Regions from separate parts of the Homo sapiens genome. Here region 2 is linked to region 1. Evidence: chromatin loops called from intact Hi-C (ENCODE). Cell type or tissue: IMR-90. All regions are shown on one strand.

Region 1 (5,000 bases):
ACTCCATCTAAAAAAAAAAAAAAGCACAAGAAAAAGAATTAGAATCAGGCTTCTGAATTTACAAAAAAAGATTTACAATTTTGATTGGGTTTACATTGAATCTATAATTAATTTGGGGAAAACTGACAATGGTATTGAGTCTCTATTACTTGACTTTTTTTCTTTCCTCCATCATTTGTGGTTGTCAGCATAGAGATCCTGCATAATTTTTGTTAAGTTCACTTTGTGTTTTTGGTGTCATTGCAAATGTAACTTTAAAAAAGTTTCAATTCTCAGTTCTTCACTGTTACTATATAGAAATACAGTAGATGTCTGTATGTCTCAAACCTCTCTAGAGTCAATTATTAGTTTAAGCAACTATTTCTGTAGGCGATCTCTCTTTTTCTCTCCTTACCTTCCTCCCTCTTTCTTTCCTTCCTTTCTTGCCTCATTTTTGGTGCGATAACTTTCAATATGATGTTTAATAGGAGTGGTGAATATGAACTTCCATACTTCATTCCTAATCTTAGAGGAAACATGGCAGTCTTTTACCATTACAAATGATGTTATCTGTAAATGTTTTGCAGATATATTTATCAGATTAAGGCCGTTCACTTCTATACGTACTTAGCTGAGACTTTTGAACATGAATGGATGTTGAATTTTATTAATGTGTATTGACAATACATATTATATTAAATGCTTTTAGAATATTGAGGACACTTGTATTTATTTTCATGAAGCATAGTAGTCTGTGGTTTTCTTTTCTTGTAATTTCTTAATCTGGTTTTGGAATTGAGGTAATCCTGGATTAACAAAATTAGTTAGGAAATGTTCCCTCTTCCTCTGTAATCTGGAAGATTCCATGTAAAAGAAGTATTATTTCTTACTTAAGTGAGTGTGCTGGATCTAGTTATGTTAATTTTGTATTTGACTTGCTTAGGTTTTCCCAAGATTCTTAAAACTGGGACTACTGTCTTTCATTAATTTTGGAACATTATTGGTCATTATACATTAAAATGCTTTTTCTACTCAATTCTCTATCTCTTTGACTTTTGGAACTCCAATAATGCATACATTAGACTGTGCACCATTGTTCCATAGCTCTTTGATCCTGTTATTTTCTTGACTTTTTGTATGTGTGTTTCTTGTCTTCAAGTTCACTGATTCTTTCCTGTGCTGTATCCAGTCTACTGATAAGCCCAACTAAGCAATTTTTATCTCTAATGTCTTATCTTTCATTTTAGCATTTTCATTTGTCATTTTCTTACAGTTTCTCTTGTAAGTTCCCCCATTTGTTCATACATGTACACCATCTTTTTTTTTCACTAAACTCCTTAGCATTTTTTACTGTAGTTTTTAAAATTATTAGTATGATATATACAAAATCTCGCTCTCTGGTTGTCTTTATATCTTTATTGTTTGACAATGGCTGTGTGTGTATGTGTCATATTTTTGGAGAATGCCAAACATTCTGTGTAAAAGAACCCTACAGACAGAAGTAAATAATAGTTACTCCTGGAAATGAGCATGTTTGTCAGTTTTGTCTATTGTTTAGCTGTGCCTGGGTTTTCTTGTCACTATAGCTACTTTGAGTATGCACATATTTCAAATTCCTCTTGTAATGGACTGCAGCTACCTTGTGCTTAGTATGAACACTGGAGTATCGGAGTATGTTTCCATGTCCTTTTAGCAGATCATACACAGCTGTACTATAGAGAGGGTCCCTCTCTGTACTCCTGCCTTCTCCCACCAGTACACTGTTCTTGTTTATTACTTGGTACAAGACTCATGTTAGGACAGAGCGATTGTCTTATTTCTCCTGCTGAATTAGACTCCGTGTTATTTGAGCCACAGGAAATAGATATTTTTGCATTTCTGACTTTTCCTACCATGGGAACAAAACTTTATTTATAACAGTAGAGTCTTGGTATGAGCATATTTTCTCCTTTTCTCCATTGGCTTCTCCCTTTTTCTGCCTTGCTCTGTCTGAGGAAGGATAGTTCCTCAGTTCCTGTGTCCTATCTGTCTCTCCCCAGAAGGGCTTGGACATTTCAGCATTCAGTTCATCCAGTTGCCTTGAGATGTCAGCTCTCAGATAGGCTTCCAGAAAGGTTTAGGATCTGTGGATTATGCAGCTTTTTCTTGCTGCTAGTGTGGGAGGGACCATTTCTTGGAATTTTCTGTATTCTGTGAACCCAGGCAGGATTTTAACCAAAAATTGGTACATATTTGGTGATGGAAGAGGAGGAAGGGGATGAATCAGCTAAAATACTCCTCTGCTAAGTAAATGACTAAGGATGATGCTTACAATTGATGACTCACCAGACTGCAATGAAGGTAAATAATATAATAATGTTAGAAGATTTGTAAGTGGTTGCCTCTGAGAAGGAAAGTGGTGGTCGTAAACTACTGAGGAGTAAACCAGTATGGAAGAGAAGCAAGTAACTTCTTTTACGTTTCAAGCTTTTGGCGTTACTTTTTGCATGCCTTATAGGTGTTATTTTGACCAGAATTACTTTTTTAAAATTTATTAAATTTTTTTTTACAGTTGAGGAAACATCTTTTTTCTTTTTAAACTGGGAGGAATTTTGTTGCTTTAGAGAAAAAGAAAAAAATCATAGTCAAATGTAGAACATCCAAGTGATACAAAAACATTCAAAAAGAAAGGAAAAAAACACAAAAAAGAAAAAAAACCCCACAAATATCCATTACTTAGAATCAATTATGGTCAACATCTTGTAATAATCTTTCTAGAAATTCTCCACACAATTACAATTGGATGAATAAATAGATTGAGAAGTTATATATATTATGTTATAGTTTTCCGTTAAAAAATGGTATGTATTTTCTTAATCCAGTCTATCATTGTTGGACATTTGGGTTGGTTTACTATGCAGCCATAAAAAAGGATAAGTTCATGTCCTTTGTAGGGACATGGATGAAGCTGGAAACCATCATTCTGAGCAAACTATCACAAGGACAGAAAACCAAACACTGCATGTTCTCACTCATAGGTGGGAATTGAACAATGAGATCACCTGGACACAGGGCAGGGAACATCACACACCGGGGCCTGACGTGGGGTGGGGGTAGTGGGGAGGGATAGCATTAGGAGAAATACCTAATGTAAATGATGAGTTAATGGGTGCAGCACACCAACATGGCACATGTATACATATGTAACAAACCTGCACGTTGTGCACATGTACCCTAGAATTTAAAGTATAATACAAAAAGGTATGTATTAAAAACCAATGAATATACTAATTTACTTATTAACCCATAGTTTATTATTATTTTATTTATTTTATTTTTTTTTGAGACAGAGTTTTGCTTTGGTTGCCCAAGCTGGAGTGCAATGGCACGATCTCGGCTCACTGCAACCTCCGCCTCCCGGGTTCAAGCGATTCTCCTGCTCAGCTTCCCGAGTAGCTAGGAGTACAGGCATGCACCACCATGCCCAGTTAATTTTGTAGTTTTAATAGAGACTGGGTTTCTCCATGTTGGTCAGGCTGGTCTCGAACTCCTGACCTTAGGTGATCTGCCCACCTCGGCCTCCCAAAGTGCTGGGATTACAGATGTGAGCCACCGCGCCCTGCCCATAGTTTATTATTATACAGAAATTAAAAATGCAACCCAGAGGGGTTCGAATTTTTCCCTTAAACACCACAACTAATTTATGACAGAGTCAGGACTAGTATTCAGATTTTTTGACAGTAACGTCTGTGTTTTTTCCAACTCAGTAGGTTGTTTATTATTTGGGTTTTTGACACTACTGGCTTTTTGCAAGCTATTATAATGAATTCTCACTAGTTTTGCAAGATATATTTTCTTGAGTCATATCTGGCTTTGCCACCTAATTAACCTTTAACTATATTTGATAATTTTAAGTAAGAGAAAAATGTTCTTACTGCAGACAAGGATCCAAAAAAGAAGGATTTTAAAGGTCAGACTATTGTTGTGAATCCAGAATCTGTGCATAAATAGATTTTTTAAGTAATGGAGCGAACAGTGATCCCAAACAAGCTAGATTCAAATTCATATTTATTCAAACATTTTTACAGTGACTTTGATAAGTAAAAGTGTCTATACATTTACCAATTAGTGGCTATCAACTGGGGGAAAGCATTTCAAAGAAACTTTAAAATCTTAAATATTTTTTAAAAGTCTGTAGAAGGGCTTCTTTAAGCATTCTGACCATGAATAGTTCTAATCATCTAAGTTATAATTAATATATGTATTTCCCAAGAGAATAAAATTGAAAAAGGCTTTCCTCTTTTTAATTTTTCTTCTTAAATTTTCATAGCAATATACTGACAGATAGTAATAGAACTTCCACTTCACCTTCAATTTGAAAGGCTTAACTATATTAGATATCGATATGGACAAAAGTGTTGATTATTCATTTATTGTTCATTATTATCTCAAAGTGTTCTTCTTGTATGCTGTCATTCATTTAAAAATTGAGGAAAGAACAATTGCAATGCTGTGTTAAGATATTTTGAGGAAGAAATGCCCTCAGATATTTTTATTGTACATCTTGATGGTTTTGGTCTATTGAAACCATCTTCCATTATTTCAAACAAAATTATAACATCATCTATAATTGGAAGTGTTCTTACTCTCACTCCACATTTTACATCTTGATTAGGAGTTTAAAGAACAGGGCCTGATTATGATGGTAACATCCAGCCATCTGCAAGTCAAAGGAAAATCCATTCTAAATTGTAAGTAGTGTGGGAAAGCCCAAAGAAGATCTAGGTTTTTTCCATGCTGGATCTCAATGCTCTTTTTGCACTCCAAATAATTTCTTATAAATTTTTATGACCTCTGGATTCTTTTCATTTGCAGATGCCTTATTGGGTGATTCAGCACAAGTATGATGATACTTTCTTTTGGAAGTTTTGGAGATTTAATCATTTCAGATGTAGACGGTCAGTTCTAGGTAGGGTGACCAACTGGTCCCAGTTGGCTCAAGAGTGTCTTGATTTTAAACCTGGAAGTCTTGCATCATGGAA
Region 2 (5,000 bases), 220 kb before region 1:
TAGAATTTTGCAGGAACAAAAGAAGAGTCTTAAGGGAATCATACAACATCAAATCCAGGTTTCTGGTATCGATGGCTCCCTTCCATGAAATCCTCTCCACTCTCTGTAGGTTTATTTGTTCATTCATTCAGTGAAAATTAAATGGGTACCTCCTATGTTTCAGTCACACAGAACTGAAAAAATTCAAGTAAAGTGCTTTCCCTCATTGAACTTACCTTCTAGTGTAATGAAATGTCAGTAAGCAAATAAGCAGAAAGACAACATATGTAACATATATATACACATATATGTATATAATAGGTGTGTAATATGATATGGCATCATGCAGTGATAAATGTAATTTCATTCTTGCATATGTTATCAGGACTTATTGCTTGAAGTGTGTTACTTGTTTTCTTTGCATGTACCATATTTGTTTTGTTTTTTTTTCTGTGCATCCTTCCCACATCCTGGAAGCTTTTTGAAGACATGAGCCACACCTATTTTCAGAGTTTGCTCTTTTCACAATGGTTTGCACATTGCAAGTTTTCCAATATATACTAGTATTTGCTGAAATGAATCCCATATCTAAAATTCACTGCTTAAAGCTCCACATGAACATATCTTTGTAGTGTTTTTTCTGCCCACATAGCTTATGTAGGTAGAATAAATGTATGTATGTGGGTATGCCTACTTTACATATGATAATACATCATTTCTTTGGGCATCTGTCTGTAATTTTGGACATTCCTCTGCCTCAAGTTAAACTTTGCAATTCATTAGCTCTGTGACCTGTGAAAGACACTCTACCTCTCTGAATTTTATTTTAATAAATGGAACAATCATAGTTCATGTTCCATCAAGTGCTGTCAAATAATATATTAGATGAAGAAAACCACAAGTATAATTTTGGTTCTTATTGTTCTCGGAAGTGAGATTTTCAGAACTTGAGTTGCTAATGCGAGGCTTACGGGTCATATTTGGCTTCTAGATTTGTTTTCCTTGTAATGTTCTTTCCCCTGCTCCCAATATGACTTGCTTTCTGTAGGCAGGCATTCTCCACGTCTACATAGTCCAAGCTGCATCTGTTTCTCACACCTGGCCTCTCTTCATGCATGCAGGGGGCTGCTTGACCTACAGGAGGTATCTGCATTTCTAGCCTTTGGTTAGTCACATGAAGCCACTGTCTTGGAACCCATATCCACATGGTGGCAGACTCAAGGAAATGAGCCTTGTCCACCACACTGTCCACACCCATGTAAGCCTGTCTAAAGTGACATCAGCTTATTATCATTGCTGAGATAGGGACCTAAAACAGATGAGATTCTTGGGCTGTTCATTCTCTTCTACAGTGGCAGAACCTGGAATGAATGGATGGATAGATGAATGAATGTGAGAATGAATGAATGAATACATGAACTGAAGGAACAAGATAGGATAACACAGGCCTAAATATCTCTTAGTCCCAGAAGAAAAAACTTGAAGCAGCAAAAACCAAGTTCTTTTCCAGATTGGGAGCATAGGCCCATAAAAAATATCTAATACTCTTTGATGATATTATGAAAAAATAGAAAACCATGATTAGGCTTTGTTTTGTTTTGTGTTTTTTTTGGCCAAGATTCAGGAAATTGTCAGTCATAAACATTACCTAAAGTCTCTGAGAAAGCTGGGAAGGAGTTTCTCTCTACTTGAGCCACCCTTGTAATATACGTCTAAGAATTCCAAAGTATTCTAAGGAAAACGATGATATGGATTAAGTCTGAATGAATCAAACTGAAATGGCATATTCACTAAAGATTATAATGAACTTGAACTCCCTAAGAATGCTGGATGCTAAGTAGTACTTTCTGAGGCAGAGACGTTGTTCCTCTTTTTTGTTTGATTCAACGGAACCTGGCAATGATTCTTCATAAAACTGGTCTGATTCATCCTAGTTATTCATTTGCTCTGTGCTTTTGTGTGTACATGATTCATCTTCAGGCACATTTCATGCCTGAGAGCTTACTAGAACTATGGTTAAACTGGCACTATTTCACTCAAATTCTCTCCAGATGTAAAAACTTACACATCTGGAAGAACTATAAGCAAATATGTAAGAACTGGGACCCACACACAAAGTGACAAGTGACCCAGGTTTTGTCTCCCCAGAGTGATCCCAAGAAACTGGTCCCTGCCTCTACAAAGGATGTAGAGAATACTGGATAAAGCTTCTTGATGAAGAGGAATATAAATGCAGGGATAGAGGTGAACTCTTTAAAAGATACATATGCCAAATCTACCTTGGGGAATATTATAGACAGGCCCAGCTTTTTCTGTACAGACTTACAGCCTGAGCTGAAAGAGTTCATCATTGTTTCATGTTCCCAGAGCATTCCATGGTCTCTGCCATTCATACCTCCATCATCGCTCTCGAGATATCGTGTGATAGTGAGCAAGTAGCGATGCCCCTCTCTGATTCTGACTTCAATAAAGAATTGACTTCCCCACACCTGGGTGTAGTTTCTAGCATGTCATAGGCACTAAGTGGGTTTGTTGAATGAATCAGTAGGTTAATGAATAAATAAAGACATAGATAAATTAACACACTTAGGAAAAAATATCCGGAACGTAAATCAAGGTTTTCTAGGAAGACTTTCCCATAATGGAATGTCTATATCCTAGGTTGTGACCTTTGAAATTAATGGAAGAATTAGGGGAGAAAGGCTAAATACACTATCTCCCAGTTCTTTTCACATATTAGCACATTGTTCTAGTTTTACAGATGAGGAACCTGAGATCAAATTGGTCAAGTAACTTACTCAAAGTCTTTGGGTAGTAAATGGTAAAACTAGGATTTGAATGCGGACTTGCATGAATCCCAAGCTTGTGTTTTCCCTTCAATACTCCTTTTTTTCCATGACAATGTTTAAGCAGAGACTGAAACACAATCTAAGTAAGAGATGATGGAGAAGCAGTTCCTCCATAGGAAGGTCAGATTAGAGCAATAAGTTCTATGATTCTTTGAAGAAGAAAAATATTGCATATTAACCTGGGTTTCTGCAAACTTAATATATAACAAAAGACTACAATGGTACTTCTTAAAAAATGATGACTCATTTGCTAGAGAAAGCTTTCAAGTACAAATGGAAAGGATAATATTTAACATTTTCTGCTCAATGTCTATAAAATGCAGTTATTGATCTTTACTGCTAACGTTTTACTTCATGTTTCTAAGGCCAAAAGGTGTCCTTTGTGACCAACAGTAGAAAATAGCCTCCACCCTCCATTAAGGTCATTATTGCCCTTTCCATATGGAAAGCTGGCATCTGTGTTAAAATGCAATTATCTTTCACTTGCAGCAGAGTGCTCAGAAACAGTTAATTTTTTCCTTTTAAAGTTCAGCTTTATTACTTCCTGGAAGAATTCCAGATTTTAACAGATAAACCATCCAGAAATAGGCCGGGACTAAATGACTGGAGAGAACTCTACTTGCATCCACATATCCAAGGGCCTCCAGGAGTGGTCTGTGATGTAATTTCAGCTCGTAACAAGCTAGGTGAATGCTGAGGTTTGAGGGTAACAGAAAGTACTTCTCTACTGGCCTGTGACCAGAAATAGAGTCCTGGACCTCAGTGAGCCAGTGCCATTGTGAAATTTGAGGGAAGGTTGCTAAAACACTTTTGATTGCTCCCATGATTACATAAAAGGGAATAAGGTCAGTTATTTCATCAGAGTAGGAAGCAGCGATTCGAAAGCCAAATGTCCAAATGGGGTCTATGGAATTATTCTGCTTCCCTTTGCCACAGTGGCCCGTGCTGAATTTCATACTAAGGACAATAATTTGAAGACCAAGAGCTTATAGAGAACATTATTTGTTAAAAGCACTATGTCTGCTTCTGAAATTAGACTCTCTGGAATCAGTGGAATCCTTGTCTTTGAAGACAGCCACCTCTTAGAAGAAAGATGCTGCATATGTACACTGTCAACTTACTCTATCATTATTACTTAATTATAAAATAACATATTTGAAGTGCGTATGTTAATACCATGTCATTTGCATATTATTTTACTGAATTTCATTATCTCAGGGGTTCTCTACATGGCAGCAAACATGGGTGCTAATTATCTGCTTGTCTTTGAATATCTGAGACTTGCCCCTGCCGCAGGGCCTTTGAACTTGCTGCCTTTGCTTATTCTTTTTTTGTTGTTTGTTTGTTTTTTGAGACAGAGTCTCTCTCTGTCACCCAGTCTGGAGTGCAGTGGCACGATCTCGGCTCACTGCAACCTCCGCCTCCTGGGTTCAAGTGATTCTCCTGCCTTAGCCTCCCCAGTAGCTGGGATTACAGGCCTGTGCCACCGCATCTGGCTAATTTTTGTATTTTTAGTAGAGATGGGGTTTCACCATGTTGGCCTAGCTAGTCTCCAACTCCTGACCTCAAGTGATCCACCCGCCTTGGCCTCCCAAAGTGTTGGGATTACAGGTGTGAGCCCCTGCGCCTGGCCCTCTGCTCATTCTTTGGTCTGTAGATCAAATGATCTCTCTTCAAAAATGCTCTTCTCCCTTATTGAGTATTAATATTCCTTTTCAACCTCACCACTCTTCTGTCTCCCTTTTGTTTCTCTGTTTATTTTCTTTATTGAAAAATTTACCAGCTGATTCCATTCTGCTTATTCATGTCTTTGCTTAATTCCTGTTTTTCTTTCTCTCTGGAAAGTAAGATTTGTGAAAGTAGAGATCCAGGCTGCCTTGTTTTTCACAGAATTCTTAGAATCTAGAGCAGCTCTTGGCTCATATCAGATACTCCATGAATATTTGTTAAATATACTTTTCAAATAAAAAAAAATCCCAAGGAGGAAAAGGGATGTCTACTCACCTGCACCACTCCTGTACAGGAATCCAAAAAGATGCATCCTTTGGGTTCTTTGGATATTTTCTCATCTTTGTAAAAGTTCATAATGTAGGAGTTATCTGGTAACTGAGTCAGCTGGAAGTAGCGCTTTTTGAATGACTAAATAAAGGAAAAGATATAAGGAGATATTCA

The links. A loop is a pair of places that touch in the nucleus more often than their neighbours do. Peaks named below come from ENCODE experiments on the same cell type or tissue, not always from the same donor. Only the 100,000 strongest peaks of a DNase experiment are listed, where the experiment ranks them.
Region 2: a loop joins it to region 1, with 4 times the contacts of the local background. A loop is called at or near these places in 2 of 110 quality-filtered maps.

The regions. Positions count from the first base shown.
Region 1 is chr2:225,098,897-225,103,896 of GRCh38, forward strand. No RefSeq gene overlaps it. Among named protein-coding and RNA genes, the nearest start is that of DOCK10, 59 kb to the left of the region's middle. RefSeq lists enhancers at 1,563-2,762, 4,527-5,000. In IMR-90, no CTCF peak of the experiment used is centred here; DNase peaks (open chromatin) are centred at 2,245 and 4,905; H3K27ac peaks cover 1,358 bases.
Region 2 is chr2:224,880,839-224,885,838 of GRCh38, forward strand. DOCK10 (dedicator of cytokinesis 10) reads right to left here. Exons shown (of 56, transcript NM_014689.3): 7 at 4,833-4,967. Among named protein-coding and RNA genes, the nearest start is that of MIR4439, 130 kb to the right of the region's middle. In IMR-90, no CTCF peak of the experiment used is centred here; a DNase peak (open chromatin) is centred at 1,923; H3K27ac peaks cover 1,200 bases.